Linked DNA regions of Homo sapiens: region 2 is linked to region 1. Evidence: chromatin contacts called from ENCODE Hi-C data. All regions are on one chromosome and are shown on one strand. Each heading gives the region's core, a stretch centred on a gene start or an enhancer-like site at or near the end of the contact. The rest is flanking DNA. Distances are from core to core; before and after follow the strand shown.

Region 1 (5,293 bases), core at 1,169-3,668:
AACTCCTGAGCTCAAGTGACCTGCCTGCCTCAACCACCCAAAATGCTGGAATTACAGTCATGAGCTACTGCACCCCATCCAGCGGAATTGTCAGTTCTGAGGTGACAAATGTTCCCCAAAATCACTATGCTATGCAAAGACATGCATTAAAAACCACAGGGAGTCTAGGCACAGTAACTCATGCCTGTAATCCCAGTGCTTTGAGAGGCTGAGGTGGGAGGATTGCTTGAGGCCAGGAGTTCAAGACCAGCTGGGACAACATAGCAAGACCCCATTTCTACCAAAAAAAATTAGCTGGGCTTGGTGGCACACACCTGTAATTCTAGCTATTTGGGAGGTTGAGGTGAAAAGATCGCTTAAACCTAGGAGTTCAGGGCTGCGATGAGCCATGATCACACCACTGTACTCCAGCCTGGGTAACAGCGAGACTTTGTCTCTAAAATAGTAATAAAAATAATAAGATAAAAACCCCAGGGCTTGTGGGGAAAATTGGATCGAGGTACAACACTAAAAAAAAAGGTCATCAGTGCCACATGAAACAAAGTAGGAACCTAATAAAAGTGGTAGAGTGGTTTTACACGTTAAGTGATTAAGAAATAAATAGTGCAATAAATATGATACTTTACCTTGAAAAATACCTGAAGCTCAGTTGCGGAAGTGGACATTGGAAGGGTTGCAGCTTGTGAGTCACTGTGAAGTGGTGGAGGAGAGTTATCTGGATGGAATCTGATGGATTTGGTTATGGAAGTAGCCCATAACACACACGGAATGGAGGTAGCTGGCAGATATCTGTGTTGCATGCATGTAGGCATTTTGTGTATTCCTGCATTCCTACGTGTAGCTGCGTTCATCTATGTGGAGTTTTCTGCATTCACCCATTATTTCTTGAGGATGATGTTGTGTGTAAGCAAATGTGAACTTCGGGTTATGCTCAATTATTCCCTAATACATTGATCTCATTGAAACAAGTTCACATTTTCAAAACAAGCATTATAACGGAACTGACTCTATACAGTTCATGACATGCAGCTTCTGGATTTGGCGAGTTGGAGGAATGAGAATATAGAAAGGTTACACTCTACATAATTTTCTTGTTCTCAAGTAACAAACCCATGTTAATTAGAAATTTTAGAGTTAATCCATTTTATTAATGGTCAACATATACCCAAAGTATTTCACGACACCAACGTGTGCATCGTGTATGTCTGACTCATATGCTTTGACTCCTCATCAGAATTCTGCAGGAGCCCTTCTCCCTAGGATAAATCCCTCAATTTTAAGGTATGCCCTGTAGGGCCCTTTACAGTCTCACCCTGTTCAGCCTTATCATTAGTCCTCCCTCTTACTCCTCCCCAGCCCCTCAGGAATGCATAGCTGTTTCACTTCCCTTAAACCAAGCATGCTTTCTCATACTTCTGTGTTGTTTCCCTTCACTGTCTCTTCTGACCAGAGTGATTGATGTAGCCACAAAATAGAGTCCCTTCCAGTCTCAGCCCAAGCACCTTGTGTCCCATGGAGCCTTCTCTGCTAGGAGCTTTCAGCACTTGTAATAAGTAGCTGGGGCCCTAGTTAAGCTGCAGATTTCAGAGCCCCTCCCCAAACCTAAAGCAGCAGCATCTTGAGATGGAGGGTGTCCTACGTAATCTGCAAATGTTTCCCGTTTTGAATGTCAGAGAACTACTTGTGTTTACTTATAAGGCTCTTGCAGGCGCTTGTCACTGTATCTTCTGTGCCAGATATTGTGTCTGGCACTCAGTAAACGTTTAGGAATAAATGAATGCTGTTGAGGGTTTTGTGTGTTGTGCAAGTATTGAGATGTCTTAGGCTTTGCTCTGGCGTCCTCTAGAGCCTGAAAAGTTGCTTCATTTCTCAGCAGCATTTACCAACCACTTATTTAAAAAGCTAATAGGAATTGTTGGTATTTAGTGAGAGATGGGGTATAACTTAAGGGATGAACTAACAAAAGTATGATAGGCATATGAATAAACCAGGCAATTTAGAGAATTATTTCCTTCTCACCTTTTTTTCTTTCCAGAAGTCTCAGAAGTGGTAATGTTTATGTTAAAAAAAAAAAAAAAAGAAAGAAATATCAAGGCTGTTCCAAAACTTACTTGCTTTTACCAGTTGTTACTTAAAGTAGTTCTTAAACTGTACTTGATCCTCAGCTTGGATTTGCTGCAGGGTACGGTTTTTTGTCTGTCTCTATTGGGACATTATAGAGGTCAGTTAGCCCAGAGAATAAGTTGTGCAAGTGTGTACATTTCATCTTCACACGGATCAATTAGCTTTGTCATAAGAAAAACAGTCTTGGCTCAGGCCCTTCTATCTGGGCCAGCCATTGTGCAGATGCCTACCCTTGGTGCCAGGAACAGCAAGGGAGAGCACGCAGATGGTTTTGCCCAGCCAGCATTGCTATGAGAAACTCAGCTGGAGGCCCTGGTGCTGGCTGGCTGGTTTCATCAGTTGGTCTTATCACGTGTAAGTGGGGAGGGGGAAAACCCTTGTTAAGTAGAGTAACATCTGTGTTTATTGTCCTGGTGGAGGAGAGAACTACATGGGTTTCCAAATGATTGGTCAGGTTGCCTAATTATAAAAACACAACACAGAAATGACAGCATAAAAGCCCAAAAGATGGGAGCATTTCTCCACAAATGCCATTTAATTAGACTCCCATACATAAGCACTTCTAGGAGACACCTTTTATACCTTTTGAATTTTTACAGGGCTAAGAAGACATACCATATGCATATAATTATTTTAAACTGCAGTTATAGGACTTTTGCAAATAATGAGGTTTGTAACTCTGCAAGTGAGGTTTTATTCTTCCTCTGGTTACACCTATGTGAAGTTGGTCCTAATTAAAGGTTTTATTTCAATTTCCAGTATATTTATTCCAGATTGTAAGCTTATTTACTTTACTTTAGATATTTGTAGCACATGATCCTGTTTTCTGGCACCGTTCTTGTCTTTTCTGTTTACTTTATTATTTTTTGTAGGCAACTTCTAGGAAAGCAAAATTAGATTAAAATGGCTCACAATGTTAAAATGGCAGTAGGTATAAAAGCATGTTTCTAAAGGCTAAAAGTTCTTAATAAATATTACTTATGATTTTTTCAGAAATCATATATTCAGAAAGATATCTTCTGAAAATCAGGGATGAATTTAAATACCATGAATTATGGAAGTATTTTTGCCATTTCCTTTTCATTGCATTTTATGTTTGAAAAGCATCTTTTATTCTCTGATACTTAATACACAGCCTTTGTCAAAAGTTACAGAAGAGAGCATGCATAATCCAATAAAATTAATTCATATTTCACTTGTTTTTAATGAGAAATTGTATAAATGTTTGTGTTTACAATAGAATAAACTGATATCTAATGGTCTAAGAATTAGCTCTAAATAGAATAATAGAGCTACTCAGTACAAAACTAACTCAGGGAGATTGGAAGGCTCTCCTGGAAGCTTGTCACCCTGCTTCTCTCCCCGCTGCATCCTACTCCATGTTGAGAAGAGGTCTTTCGGACTGTCACCAAATACGCTTCTAACCATGCAGCCATCTGTTAAAATTGCCTTAGATCAGATAGATAGTAAAGTACTTCACAGCCTTCCTAGAATGACGGGAAGAGATATTCAGAAGTAAATATTAATAGAAGGTTAGCGTGAGATGAGTTATTTAAATCCTTGCCATCCAAATTGTGGTCCATGGACCAGCTGCATCCCATCCCCTGGGAGATTGTTAGAAATGCAGAATCTTAGGCCCCAACCCAGACCTACTAAATCAGACTCTGCATTTTAACAAGATCCCCAGCTGATTTTTATTCATATTAAAGATCGAAAAAATTGATATTAATAACATTAATTGAATACCAAATAAGGAATGAGATTTTCTACATATAAAGCAAGCTTCAAATATATCCTAGTGTGAGCATGTTCTCCTTGTAAATGGTGGCTAAGTGCTAATAGTTATAGAACACCTTCTGTAAGTGTGTCCTCTGTTCTAAGCATTTTACATGTATTAGCTATTTTAATCCTCAAGCAACGCTATAAGGTCACTGCTAGAATTGCTTCCTATTTTACAAATTAGAAAACTGAGGGAAATAGAGTCTGTGGTTAGCGCTATCTACAAAAGAAGTTATTAGTCATAACTGGGCAATGAAGAATTTCTGCCTTATCAGGTAGACCCGAAGAATAAAAAGGGGTAAGAAATGAAGATCTTTTTTAGTCCCTCAATAAAACTTATAAGCAACAGCTGAATATAAAGGGAAATTTCTTTCCCTTAATTTTGTGAACCTTACATGCACTATTTTTAAAATATTTGTAATCCATACCCCATATGTCGCACCCACGGCAAGCATGTGATCTGAATTAATTATTTTAACCTGCCAACACCTGACTTCAAAAAGAGATTTGAAACTCTTCGCATGTAAACCAATGAAGAGAATGTGAAGTTGATATGTAATTTGTCAATTCTAGGGATATGCTATAAGTCAAGTAGCAATTTGGTAGAGAAAATTTTTGCAGGGAAAAATAAAGGTTTCTCCCTATACTTGACCTTGTGGTCTTGCCCTGCAGCCCCTGTTGGGCTCCTGAAGAGAAGGGGTTTGAATGATCACTATCTATTAGAGCCAGCTGAAGCAGCACAATCAGCGAGGAGCTCTGGGCTGGAGAAAGCCTGACTCATGCCTCACCGGGCCACCCCAATTTTATCACAGGCAATTTTTAACTTTATAAATTATAAGGAGTCAGTATTGTTTAATGTAGAGGTTTTATCCAAGTTTCTGGGGGAAACTAAAGGAGTGAAAAGTGATACAAAATCCTGTGGAGTTTAGGTTTTAGTGACTTTGCTGTAGCCTTCAATAGTCAGGAAGGAGCACTGCTAGTACAGGAGGATGTGGGGTAGAAGGAAAAGGGCTCAGTGATTGTTATGAAAACCCATCCTGTCGGGACAAATCCAGTGTTCCCTGGTAGTGAGGACGTCAGCGGTGGGACACCGCAGTGCTTCAGTGGCTGAAAAACAAGGAAGCCTACCAGTGGGATTTCTGCTACTTGCCCAGCTACCTGGCCATACAAAAGCTGCTTTATTTGTAAACAAGAAGGGGTTGAAATAAATGATCTCTAAAGACATTTCCAGTTCTGAAATGATATAATTGGATAGCATAAATGTGACATCTTGAGCTTTGAATTTCAGTTCAAAATTTCTAAAGGCCATTTCCATTTACATTTAACTTGTTTGTTTACATCCTGTCCAAAAATGGGAACTGCTATTTACTGGGGGATTTTGTAAGCATCT
Region 2 (5,287 bases), core at 1,304-3,803, 200 kb before region 1:
CAGATTGATCTGTCTAATGAGCAGGATTATAATTAATCTCTCTACAGTTATCAAATGTAAATGAAGGGGCCACAGCGCTGGTGCCGAGTCACAGAGTCAGAGGCCATGGGGGCCAGATTGACTTAAAGAAATAGCAAACAAGAAAGGGGGAAAATAAACCTCTGATAGCCACACCAAACAGGCAGTGATACTGGGAATTTTTTCATCATTTTAGTTACGTAGTTCGAACATTTCTGCTTTGTTATGTAAGAAAGTGTTAGTTCTTGAAAACTTCTATATTTTCTGTTTTTTTCTTACAAAAATGCAAGATATATACACAGATACATATATACATATACATATACATATACATATGTATATTATACACATACATATATATGTATATTATACATATATGTATATTATACACATACATATATATGTGTATTATACACATACATATATATGTGTATTATACACATACATATATATGTATATTATACACATACATGTGTGTGTGTGTATGTACACACACATACAGTGTTTTTCTTAAAATGTATCTCTACTAGTTGATTTTAATTAAAATGGCAAACCAGTGACCCAAAGAAGGTAGCTAGGAGGCCCTATAGTTGATAGAATAGTAGGGAAATGTATTAGCGTTCTCTAGAGGGACAGAACTGTTAGGAAAGATGTATATATAAAGGGGAGTTTATTAAGGAGTATTGACTCACATGATCATGGTGAAGTCCCACAATAGGCCATCTGCAAGCTGACAAGCAAGGAAGCCAGTCCGAGTCCCAACACCTTAAAAGTAGGGAAGCCGACAGTGCAGCCTTCAGTCTATGGCTGAAGGCCCCAAGAGCCCCTGGCAAACTGCTGGTGTAAGTCCAAGAGTCCAAAACCTGAAGAACTTGGAGTCTGATGTTCGAGGGCAGGAAGCATCCACCGTGGGAGAAAGATGAAGGCTGGAAGATTCAGCAAGCCTGCTCTTTCCACCTTCTTCTGCCTGCTTTATTCTAGCCACACTGGCAGCTGATTAGATGGTGCCCATCCAGAGTGAGGATGGGGCTGCCTCTCTGAGTCCACTGACTCAAATTTTAATCTCCTTTGGCAACACCCTCACAGACACACCCAGGAACAATACTTTGCATCCCTCAGTCCAATCAAGTTGACACTCAATATTAACCATCACAGGAGGGTTCCATATCTTATTCTCTTGAAGACTCTCCCATGGCTCTCTCCACATTTAGATTAAGTCTCCTTGTCATTTCTATATAAATTTTCTGGCAAATACTTAGCTTGTGAGGTAAGGCGGTTAGTCTTATTTTAAGTCCACCAAATTATTTAATTGTAAAAGCTGAATAGCTTGTATAAATTTAGTTTACATCTTTATAAGGTACTATATGATCTAAAATATATGATTTTCATTTCAGTCTATGAGGAATTTCCTAATAATATAAAAGAAGTACAGCCCAGATAAGGTTATAAAGTGTTACTTGTTTTCTAGCTTTGTGATAAGAATTTTTGAAAAAATGTATATTTATGGAGCATCGCTATGTTCCATAATTGCCCTTTGCACTGTGGGGGACAGAGTGGAGTGGTGAATAACACAGATAGGATGCTGCCATCACAGGTTGTATATTTTAGTGTGGTGTCGGGGAGAGTGGTGAGACAGTAAGCATGTATAGATAAAGAGAATAATTACAGAGGGTGATCATTTTTCTGAAGAAATAAGGCAGAGTAACTAGATAGCTAGAAGGAGAGTAGCCAGTGGGATGGCTACTTTAGGAATAGTGATTGGAGAAGACATCTTTGAGAAGATGACATTTGAGCTGAGATGTGAAAAAATTTAAAGGCCAGACATCTGAAGAACTAGGGCAAGAACATGTAGACAGAGGGAGTAGCTAGGGCAAGGTTAGTTTCTCAATGAAAATGAGCTCAGTGTTTAGAGGAGCAAAAAGAAGTCAGTTCGGCTAGAGCAAGTGCTTTAGAGAAGGAAATCTGAGAGGAGAGCAAAGGCCAGGACAGTCTTGTAGACCACAGTAAAAAGTAAAGATTTATTCTGATTGCAATAGGAAGCTTTTGGAGGACATTGAGCAGTGGCATGATACCTACAAAGATAATTATGGCTGCTGTGCAGTGGGGCAAAGGTGGATGTAAGAATGGAAGCTGGAAAAGCAACTAGGAGTCTATTGGAGTATTTCAAGTTAGGTAATGTTAGCGATTTATTAGACTAAAAATGTAGTAATAAAGACAGGAGTAGGTAGATGGGTTGGGGATATGTATTTTATGTTTCAAAATACAAATTAGGGGATCATTATGTGTAGTTTTCTCACATTCATAAGTTTCTGTTCCGTTTTTACTGCTCTGTTTCAGATCCTTTTTACCTCCTGCCCACAGTCACTTACTTGTTTAATTGTTTTCTTGGGATCTAGTGTTTTTCCACTTCCAGTCCATTCCATGTGTTAACAGCCTAATCACTCTACTCAAAGCAGATTTATAATCACTCTATTTGCCTAATCCAGAACTTTCTATGACTCCCTGTGCCCTGAAGAAGAATGGACTTACTCAGTTTCTCTAATACATACCCAGTTCCCTTTTAGACAAGTGCTTCTGGCATTATTCAATGAACAGGTTTTGTGCTTTCCATTTTCAATGTTTTGGAATCTTTCATGCTCTCCTCTGCTGGAATGCTGCTTCCCTCTGCTTCCTGTTAGATTCCTAACAGCTAACCATTCAAGGCCTGAGTTCATCACCCAAGTTTATGAAACATTTTCCAGTCTTGGCAATTGGAAATCATTTGTGCCTAGTCTGTGTTCTATAGAATTTTCTTAATAACTTTTTAATATTATTTAATTTTGTTTGGTCTTTTATTTATTTAGGTCCATCTGTCAGTGTATTCAATACATTTATATTGATCTCCTTAGTGTACCAGGCACTAGAGATGCCAAGATAAATGTGATATGGACCCTTAAGAAGCTTACAGAGAAAACAGGAAAAAAAAATTACAATGCAGGATTATTGGTGTCATTAAGAGAAGCAGTATGTACAAGAGCTCTTGTGTTAGCCCAGATCTTACCTTTCAAACCTAGTAGTAAACCCTTTGAAGGCATGGACCTAGTCTTGTTTTTGTCTCACTGGTTATCACCAAGTTGATGCTTAATAAATGATCATTGATTGTGAATCTTATCACTGATGATCAGTGTTGTTCAATTTTAGTAATTATCTCAAACATCTTTAAATTTTCACAGACATAAGCACACTTCAAAAAATAATATTATCAACTTTCTAGTATGAGTTTAAACAAGATAATTTGATTTCATGAGCTGTGATTCTGCCATCATTATTTAATTTATTTGATCTGGATACGTCACTGTATTAAATATTATCTTCCTCTTCAGCCAATTTTAATATTCCTTTATGTCACCCTTTTTTGCCTCAAAGCGTTTTGCAATCATTTCAATTAATTGTTCTTTATCTTAACCTAATGAGGTTGTTACTATTCCCATTTTTATTACTGAAAAAACTGATAATCAAAAGGTAAATCAAGGAATTTCCATTTACAGCATTCTAATTTAGAACTTGAATTGTCTATTCTGAACAAATGTTGCCATGTTTCAAAAGCTGTAACATTAAAAGAAATTCAGTATTATTTAAAATGGTGGAAATAGTGAGTTCACGATAAAATATCATTTCCATATTAGATGCCAAAGAAGTATGTTATTTGGTCTATCAAGGTCTATTCTAAAAATATATATGCAGCATCTATAACATCATTTGCAGATTAACATATTTATAAGCTATTGCCAAATAGTCTCATCTTTTCTTCAAATGTGTTTTCCCTCTCTTGAATTAAATGATTAAATTTCTTTAACTGACTTTTATAATTGTAACTTTGACCATATTTAAAAGTTTATCTGATTGCCTATTGATATGCTGTTATCATCTTCAATATTTGATCTTTTGTATTTCTAGTTATTGTAGTTAACATTTTAGGTAGCTCATTCATAATTTAATTATTCTTTTTCTTACTTGTATCTCCATGGTGAGTTTTTAAAGATGCAGCTTTCTTGGGCCAGGTGTGTTGGCTCATGCCTTCAATCCCAGCACTCTGGGAGGCCAAGGCAGGAGGATCACTTGAGCCCAGGAATTTGAGACCAGCCTGGGCAACATGGCAAAACCGTCTCCACAGAAAACACAGAAATTAGCCATTAGCCAGACATGGTGGCACACACCTGTAGTCCCATCTACTTGGCAGGCTGCAGTTGGGGGATCTCTTGATCCCAGGAGGTTGAGACTGCAGTAAGCTGTGGTCATGCCAGTGCACTCCAGCCTGGGTAAAAGAGTGAGATCCTGTCTTAAAAAAAAGTAACTTTCTCATCTTAATGTTTCCTTTTGTTTATAGTGTATATGTATGCCATGCTTCAAACATAATCTATTTAAGCAAATTTTGTCTTCTCAGTTTTTTAAGTCTTATAATTTGATATTTTGCAAGCAAACTTTGTCTCCTCAATTAAAACACACCTTATTTGATATTTTCTGGATTCATTAATAATTGCTTGCAAGAGAAAAGGAGCAGGTAGGGAAGTAAAAAAAAATTCTTTAAATTCTTTTTTAAAAATTATAGATATGTGCTGTACTGTTTGGTAGATACCAGGCATATGTGGCTGTTTAAATATAAATTTAAATAAAATTAAAAATTTTAGTCATCACAGTAGCTATAGCTGATAATGGCTACTGTATATACTGTACTGGACAACTCTTACAGAGGATACTTCCATTCTTACAGAAAGTTCTTTGGACAGTGCTGTATAGATAATTCATTATTATGCTCGCCCCAGCAGCACAAATATTAAAATTGGAATGATAATTCATTATTGTTTTATTTTTGTGTAATATGTAATGTAAATGTCTACATTTTGCTTTTTATTCATGTTGAACTTTTAGATATGGCCTCTGTGAAACATTTACTTTTATTTCTTTTCTCTCACCTTTAGAAAATGACATGAATTTTTACAGTAAATCTTTCCTGAATTTTTGGTCAAATGTAGTTATTATGTTACATTGTAGTATGTGGATGGAAACTAGATTAGTTTTGAATTTTTTTCTATGTTAAGCATATTCGAAAGTTATTTTACTGAGTAATTTATTGATTTTTTTTTTTAATTTAAAGATCCTCTTTCTCAGTTCCTATTTTGAAAAAGAAATACTCCCAGTAATTTGGTCCATTGATGTCACACTTTACAAAGTTAAGATGTCCTAAATGTCGGTATCTCCTACACAGTTTCCTCCAAGCCCATTTTTTATT

The links. A loop is a pair of places that touch in the nucleus more often than their neighbours do. Pooled maps may share reads with other maps.
Region 2: a map with no recorded cell type shows a loop between it and region 1 (6-fold over the local background). The contact joins two enhancer-like sites. A Hi-C loop is called at or near these places in 5 of 37 single-sample maps with no recorded cell type and 3 of 50 pooled maps.

The regions. Positions count from the first base shown.
Region 1 is chr3:17,192,541-17,197,833 of GRCh38, reverse strand. The region is part of intron 19 of TBC1D5 (TBC1 domain family member 5); the gene reads left to right. Among named protein-coding and RNA genes, the nearest start is that of PLCL2-AS1, 140 kb to the right of the region's middle. RefSeq lists a silencer at 1,237-1,286 and an enhancer at 1,467-1,576. Within about 2 kb of position 2,418, at least 5 of the 41 ENCODE cell types and tissues checked have a DNase peak (open chromatin) inside an H3K27ac peak, as active enhancers do.
Region 2 is chr3:17,396,442-17,401,728 of GRCh38, reverse strand. All of the region lies in intron 8 of TBC1D5 (TBC1 domain family member 5), which reads left to right. Among named protein-coding and RNA genes, the nearest start is that of TBC1D5, 340 kb to the left of the region's middle. Within about 2 kb of position 2,553, at least 3 of the 41 ENCODE cell types and tissues checked have a DNase peak (open chromatin) inside an H3K27ac peak, as active enhancers do.